2 separate regions of the Homo sapiens genome follow, and region 1 is linked to region 2. Evidence: chromatin loops called from intact Hi-C (ENCODE). Cell type or tissue: GM12878. All regions are shown on one strand.

Region 1 (4,000 bases), 870 kb after region 2:
TTTTTTTGTTGTTGTTTTTTGAGATGGAGTTTCACTCTTGTCACCCTGGCTGGAGTGCAATGGTGTGATCTTGGCTCACTGCAACCTCCGCCTCCTGGGTTCAAGCGATTCTCCTGCCTCAGCCTCCCAAGTAGCTGAGATTACAGGCGCCTGCCACCATGCTCAGCTAATTTTTGTAATTTTAATAGAGATGGGGTTTTACCATGTTGGCCAGTCTGGTCTCGAATTCCTGACCTCAGGTGATTCACCCACCTCAGCCTCCCAAAGTGCTGGGATTATAGGCATGAGCCACCGCACCTGGCCAACCTGGCTCATTTTTAAATTTTTTTTTAAAGGGATGGGGGTGTCACTATGTTGCCCAGGCTAGTCTCAAACTCCTGGGATCAAGCAATCCTCCCACCTTGGCCTCCCAAAGTGCTGGGATTACAGGAATGAGCCACCACACCTGGCTTTACCCTGATTTTTAATTACATAATAGAGAAATAAGATTGTCTGCTGTGATGTACAGTAGGTTAACAGAAAACCAGAAAGTAGCTCGGCATAATTTGGGGCACAAATGCAAGACAGAATAACCTGTCTTCAAGCATTGATTCTTTTCCAAAGATGTGACTCAACTACCCCTACTCTGAATGGACAGACTCTACTGGGCAGAATTTGTCCCAAGCCACCTCACAGCTGGTTGGCTTCTCTTTTGTCCACTCCATGTACTGTTGCCTTCTACTTGTGTACCACTGTCTGGTCCAGTGATCTGTGACTACTGGTTCCAATGGGATTCCTTTCTTCTCTAATACCTACTCAGAATGACCCTTGCAGTTGATGTGAGAAAAGACTGGTTGGGACAATTTTCCTTAAAATCTGAGTTGTTTTGTGAAAGGCCTGAAGGACTAATGAACTTCTCTTGGACCTGTTCAGTACATTCTACCCCTTATATTCCAGAAACATAGTATACAGCACCAAAGATACCCAGCACAAGCAAATCCAGCGTTTCTGCCTATTAACAAGTACGCTCACTCCTTCTCCAAAGCTATGCCCATGTGGAAGCCATACCTAGATACCACACTGCAGACCTTTATCAGTATTCAAGGTTAGGGTTCAGCAAGTTATATGGTTAACAAACAGCGCAGGTGACTCCTATGCAACCAGGTTTTGGCGAACAACTCCATAAAAATTATAAAACAAAACCAATTTTTTTAATTTGTAAAAACTATACTAATGACCATCTTCAAGAAAGGATACAATGAAAAGGAGTAATCCTTCAGTCTTCAAATATTTTATTGATTATCTAGGAAAAAAAAGTTAGCTTTTGCTCTCTTCATAGTCACAAGCTCATCTTGTGACTTTTCTACCAATTTAAAGCTCTTGCATCCAGCCAAAGTTTCCGTCATATAGTAGGATCACTCTAACTTTTACCTACTACTATCACTTCTATTTTGCCAATGCAGATGCAGAAACTGAAGCCCAAGGTCACATCAACAGTAAAGGATGGGGATGGACTCTTTTATTACGGTTACCTTGGTCAAACAAGACACAAGACTATCTAGCTATCTAGCTATCTAGCTATCTCTCTTACTTCTCTTTGGCGCCCCCATGTGTCATGAGAATGCTATTTAGAGGTCACACCCTAGTTCCAAATCAGGTGGAAACCAAGAGAAATTCAGATTTGGCATTCTTTGGTGGCAATTTTAGGAATATACTAAAGGTACTCCCCCAAAAAGGGCACTATACCTTCTTATGGAATATCTTATTTAACTTCAGTAAGATGAGAAGTGCCGTTTGCCTATGTGCACCAAGGACATCTGTGGAGTCATAGATTCCTCACAGTTGAGGTTCAGCTAAGAACTACTGACTTTATACAGATCACTATACACATCAATACACTTTGCAGAATGGCTGTTAGTAATGCAAACTTTGAAATAACCTCATTAGATAACTGTGAGCACGTAGGCTTCCATACCTGGTTTTAATGATTTTGAAATGCAGACAAGCCAATGGCACTTGGGCAAAGGGTGTTTTGTTCACTTCAAGTCAAGACTAATGATTCAGACAAATTTAAATGAACCCAAACGGTTTCATGAACCATGGTCAAGGCTTTGTGGAGAAATTATATATGTCTCTCTGTAAATGGGCCAATTGCTTTGTAAATATCACATATGACTTAAGCCCTCAGAGTGCAAACAGGAAAAGAGGCAGCCAGAGAGAAGGCATATATGAATTTATATGAATTCTGTGGGTGAGACTCGGGTTAGATCTACTTACTAAATTCCACTATAAAGAGGAATGGGCTTCTTTTTCAGATGCTAAGGCTGTCCTGAACTTCTAGAATAACTGGAATATGACATAAACCACCTTCTCTAAGATAAAGCCCTTCTCCACTTCAAAGCCAAGACTCATAAAGATATATCCTAAGGGTAAAGCCATTTCTGCAGTCAAGTGAAATGATGGGATGTTGGACTGGGTTTGAGTTCCTCCAAAAACGGCGTTGCTTTGGGGGAGTTCATCATAGGGACCACTTCTGGGGATTCCTTTATTTATATAAAAACCAAAAAGCATCTTTCTCTAAAGAGGACCAGCCCCTCAGGCCTTCTTTTCAGTATTTGCATATGGCTTTGAGGGTAGGACAGGTTAGTCTTTTTCCCCACCTTATCCCTGGAGCCCGGCCCAGTGCCCAGCATGTAATTCTAGAAGCAGTTTCTGATTGATTCAGGTTCCCCAACCCAAGGAACTCAACGTTTGATCAGCTCCCACTACTTTGTCTTTCCCTTTTCCAATTGCTTATGACCTCGGACACTCAGAACCACTGATGTGAAACCACCCACCTGGGTGCTCTCTCGGTGGTGACTTTCTGTTCAAGGGATCAAATAAATAATCAAATGGACCACTGATGACCCGCGACCTGCTGGGAGGCGAGGCTGACCAGTGAGGCTGGCAATACCATGTGAGTGGGCCCACCTGGGAAGGTTCCAAGTAGTGAGGTCGACGATGCTATCTTCACTCGTCAGAGGAGGAAGGGATGGGCTCCTTCTTGCAGGTGCCGTGCTTGGCTCGGTGTCGTTGGAGGTGATTGGACCTGGTGAAGGCCTGGCCGCAGTCCTCACACTGGTAGGGCCTCTCTCCGTTGTGCATTCGTATGTGCTGGGCCAACTCAGAGGCAATGCGGAAGGCCCTGCCGCACTCGGCACAGAGGAATCCCTTCTCCCCGGAGTGGATCTGTTGGTGCCGCTTCAGGGTCGAAGAGCGGGCAAAGGCCTGGCCACACTGCGTGCAAGGAAAGGGCCTCTCGCCAGTGTGGATGCGCTGGTGGCGCACGAGGCGCGAGGGCTGCGCGAAGGCCACGCCGCAGTCAGCGCACTTGAAAGGCCTCTGGCCGGTGTGCAGCGTCTGGTGCTCGGACAGATTGGAGGACTTGGTGAAGCACTTGCCGCAGGTGGGGCAGGGGAAGGGCCGCTCGCCCGAGTGCACGCGCTGGTGCTCCACCATGCGGCTGGCCACAGCGAACTCCCGGTCGCAGGCGGGGCAGCGGAAGGGCTTGGCGCCCAGGTGCGTGCGCTGGTGGCGCAGCAGCGACAGCGGCTTGTTGAAGGTCAGGCCGCACTCGGAGCACGGGAAGGGCTTATTGTTGCTGTGCATGTTGCGCTGGTGTTTGCGCAGGTCCGAAGAGCGCACGAAGGCCTTCCCGCAGTCTGGACACGGGTAGGGTTTCTCGCCTGTGTGGGTGCGGATGTGCTTCCGGTGGTCGGAGGACCAGGTGTAGGCCTTGTCGCAGAAGGAGCACTGGTAGGGCCGCTCGCCCGTGTGCAGGCGCCTGTGCTGCTGGAGTGTGCCGCGGTGGGAGTAGGCCTTCCCGCATAGCTCGCACGCGTAGCGCTTGGCGGCGCCGCCGCGCGTCTCCGCGGGGCTCAGCGGCTTGCTGGGCTTCTGAAAGGCCCGCCCGCCCCGCAGGCACCTGTAGGGACGCGCCTCAGCCTCTCCGCCCTCGCGCCGGCCCGCCTGGTTCTGTACT
Region 2 (4,000 bases):
GAGGAGGCTGCTAGGATCTGCATAGGACCCTGCATGTCAAAAAGGACTTTTGGGGCTGGGTGAGGTGGCTCACGCCTGTAATCCCAGCACTTTGGAAGGCTGAGGTGGGCAGATCACGAGGTCAAGAGATCGAGACCATCCTGGCCAACATGGCGAAACCCCGTTTCTACAAAAAATAAAAAATTTGCCTGGCGTGGTGGCATGCACCTGTAGTCCCAGCTACTTGAGAGGCTGAGGCAGGAGAATGGTGTGAACCCGGGAGGCGGAGGTTGCAGTGAGCTGAGATCGCGCCACTGCACTCCAGCCTGGCTACAGAGTGAGACTCCATCTCAAAATAAATAAATAAATAAATAAATAAATAAATAAATAAAAAAAATAAAAAGGACTTTGAGGAGATGTGTTAATCAAAGGAGCTGAAATCCCTCATTCGGGTCTGCCCTGCCAGGTGCTGGGCCCCTGCTCAGCTTGCCCCAATCCTCTCTCCTGAAGCAGGTGGTCTCGCTTTCCCCGCAGCTGCTACCCATGGTACCCAGTCAGTGAGGGAATGCTGTTTGGCTCGCTGCTCTGTTTCGGGGGTAGAGGTTGGGTCAGGGGTGCCTCTCTCCCTCACTCTGGGGTCAATTCTCATCCTGCCTTGAGATTCCAGGTCTGAACTCTGAAATGGGGGACAGCTTCATTCTTATGATACTGGGCCAATAGTCAGGGGCCTGGGTTCCACTGCTGTGGCTATCAGAATGGGGTCTGCAGGTGGATTTGTTCTTGTACAAGGAATAGCCCTGTACAAGTGGGCAGGTGGAGGTGTTCATGCGCACTCTGAATAGATGCTGGTGGCTGTTGGGATGTCCTAGGTCACTGTGAGGTTCTGTGATTGTGCTTTTGAAGTAGATCAAGTAGGATCCTAGTTAACTTTTGGCTTTTCCTTTGTCCTCCAAATGTCTTTGGGGATGGTAATGTCTGTTCTACTGGTTTCCTGAAGAGTGAGCTGCCTTCTAAATTTTATATAGTAAAATCCTTAAGATCATTTAAATTTCCCATATGGAACTTCGTATTTTTGGATCTCAACTGCATGCTCCTTTCTTTCCCCTCCAAACAAAAGTCTCCTGTTTGAGTTTTTAATGTCAGAACTTGAGGGGCTTACTCTTTAAGTAAGTGTATTTGTAATTTCTTGTATTCACCTGGTTACTAAAGCTATCACAGATCAGAAACTTGGAATACCATGGTTTTTGGTCTTCAAAATGCTTTCGTCAGCATTATTTCGTGCAAGCCTCACCTCCCCCACCTCCGGAAAGGAGGTTGGGTAGATTTTTTATTTTTATCATCATTTTTCCACAGATGGGAACATCGAGGCACAGATGGGCTGGGGCACACGTAGAGTCAGGGCATAGCTGGGATTAGAACCTGGAGTCTCCGCCAAATGCTATTCCCCAGAGACCTCAGCCAGGGAGCGAGGCGCTTCTCCAACGTCAGGGTGTAGAGTCCCGTCTTTGTCTTCTCATCAGCCCAGAGCTGTGGCGCTGTGGGTGTAATGCGCTTGGCACAGGGAAGCCAGGGATTCCAGGAGCAGGAACCTCAGACTCATGCCAGAGATTGTCCTACAGGAGGGGTCACCTGGGGCCGGGGATATCTAACCCACAGAGAGAAAAGGGCCCCTGCAGGCTCTGCGCACCGGCGCCCGTGCAGCCCTCCCCACGGATCACTGTTCCTGGACTGAATGAATTGCTCTATGACCTACAGACTAGCAGTCCCTTCGGTGTTACGCCCTTCCTTCCACCTTCTCTCCCTTTTGTCACCCCGGGTGCCCTCTGGGCCTCCAGGCTCTTGTAGGCCGCCTCCGCCGCCGATTCCGCAGATGGCCACTGGGTGGCGCCCGCGGCGTGCGGGCCGGGCCTTGGCGCTGACTGGGGCGGTGCGTCCAGCCTGCAGCTTCCCGGACCCCCAGCCCGCAGCGGGGCTGCTGGGGCCCCTTCCGCGAGCCTGGGGGCCTGGCGGAGCTGGACGAGGCTCAGGGTCACTTACAGAGAGACAGAGGTGGGTGGGTGGGGACGCTGGAGGTGGGACGGGGTGTGGGGAAGGGGAGGACGCTCGGAGCTCTGACAAGGCGGTGGTTCTTTTCCCCAGGGAAACCCTTTCGGGGTGGAACGGGCTGAACCGTTACCTTGGAAGAGCAGAGGAGAAAACGGTCTCTGCCCACAGAGTGATCTGGGGAGTGGAGGGTTGGGGGGCGGGGGTATCTTCCTTATCTGTTTAGCACATATAGCGCTTACTGCGTGCCAGGTACTTTACAAATGTTAACTCATTTAATTCTCAGGACAACCCCACAGACCCCGTTTTACAGCGGAGGACGCAGAGGCACAGGTTACCTAGTAAGTAGCAGAACCTGGACTCTACCCCAGGTAGCCCAGCTCTCCTGCTGCCTCCCCTCCCTCCTCATAGGGTGGGTAGGAGATGCGGGAGGGAGGCAGGTGTACACCCTCAGCGTTTATGGCCTCCTGCTTCATTCACTACCTCATTCATTCACTCAACAAATCTTGGTGCGGGGCTTCCTGCTGCCCAGGTGTGGTGCTTGCACTACCGTGGTTAGTGAAGCCAGCCACAGTCCTTGTCCTTGTGGACCTGGTGGGGGAGACAGAGATTACTCAACTAATCACACTAACCACGTTCTCCAGATGAGCGTTCTAGAGAAATGAACGCGCTCTCCCTCGCAGCCGCCTCTTCCTCTTGGTCCACTCTATCCCTCCCATCCCAGGCCCACTGGCTTACCTGGCCCAGATGTGTCTGCTGAGATTCTAGCTCAGAGCTGAAGGGTGGACGGTGACTTGACTTTGTTGCACAGCCCTTGGGGACTCCCAAGGCGGACCACATCCATTGTCTTTTTTGGTCTTGTCCAGGGCAAGCTGCTGTGAGTCTCTTGGGGAGGCAGACTTTTTAGAAGGAGTGGGTGGTTCAAATCAGAGAATGTTCTAGGGGAGACTGGAGGGAGTCTTTAGTTTCAAACTGGAATCTGAATCCAGGCTGTCACCTGCTTTGTAGTGTTTGCTGATTTCTGTGACCCATCTGTTGGTAGGTTTCAAGCCACCAGTGAGATACCACAGAGCAAACAGCTGGGAAGAGAGGCCCAGAAGTGACTCTCACCAGGCTGTGTGGTGCTCCCGCACTCCGCCGGCAGTGTCTCTCCCTAGTTGTATGACCTGAGGCAAGTGATTTCACCAATGTAACCTCACTTTCTTCACCTGTAAAATGGGCCAACACCACCTCTCCCAGGCTGTTCGTGTGAGGATTAAATGACTTAGTGTTGTCTCCCACTTAACTACAATTAATTACATTTAATCCTTAGAATGGCCTTACGCATTCTAATTATTTGATTTTATGTCAGTTTTTTCCAATGAACTGCGAACTCCTTGAAGGCAGGGACTATGTCACATTTATCTTTGTATCCCCAGTGTCTAGTACAGAGCTTGGCACATAGTAGGTACTCAATAAGTGTGTCCCTTTCAAACCCAAAGCTATAGTCCTGTGCGAGTGAAACATGTGGTCCACCCTTCAGCCTGGGCCTTCTCTGTGAGCCTGGGGAGGGTGGACCTGTGGACCCTTGCACGGATCCTTCCCAAGGAGCCTGCATGGCTGGTTGAGATTTCAGCTTTTCAAAGTCCTTCCTGGGAACCATGTGCCGTCTGAGGGCTGGCTGTTGGAGGATCACCCTGAGCACATCCCCTGGGCACCTGGAGCCCCCTGCCCTGGCTGTATATCTGTAGAGGACAGTTTAGGGGTGGGGTCTGTATCACAGACATGAGCAGGTCCCTGGCTCCTCCCAGCTTCTCAAAATTTCTGGAACAGGGTGTAGGGAACACCAAGATAATGATGTCATCACCCAAACCTAAAACATATGCCTATACATGGGAAAGGAGCCACCCTGGTCCTCTCTCCATGAAACATAGAATCCATCCTCGGTCCTGCCAGCCCTAGCTCGGATGCGGCTTGAAAACCTCCCTGTGAGCTTCCA

Evidence for each region. Peaks named below come from ENCODE experiments on the same cell type or tissue, not always from the same donor. Only the 100,000 strongest peaks of a DNase experiment are listed, where the experiment ranks them.
Region 1: it touches region 2 in a loop (5-fold over the local background); 6 of 110 quality-filtered maps call a loop at or near these places.

Annotation. Positions count from the first base shown.
Region 1 is chr1:182,053,316-182,057,315 of GRCh38, forward strand. It overlaps ZNF648 (zinc finger protein 648), which reads right to left. Exons shown (of 2, transcript NM_001009992.1): 2 at 1,255-4,000. The coding sequence ends at 2,989. Among named protein-coding and RNA genes, the nearest start is that of ZNF648, 6.4 kb to the right of the region's middle. RefSeq lists an enhancer at 2,898-3,428. In GM12878, a CTCF peak has its summit at 1,580 (motif pointing left); a DNase peak (open chromatin) is centred at 1,566; H3K27me3 peaks cover 310 bases.
Region 2 is chr1:181,188,196-181,192,195 of GRCh38, forward strand. No RefSeq gene overlaps it. Among named protein-coding and RNA genes, the nearest start is that of LINC01732, 16 kb to the left of the region's middle. In GM12878, CTCF peaks have their summits at 1,857 (motif pointing right) and 2,620; a DNase peak (open chromatin) is centred at 1,863.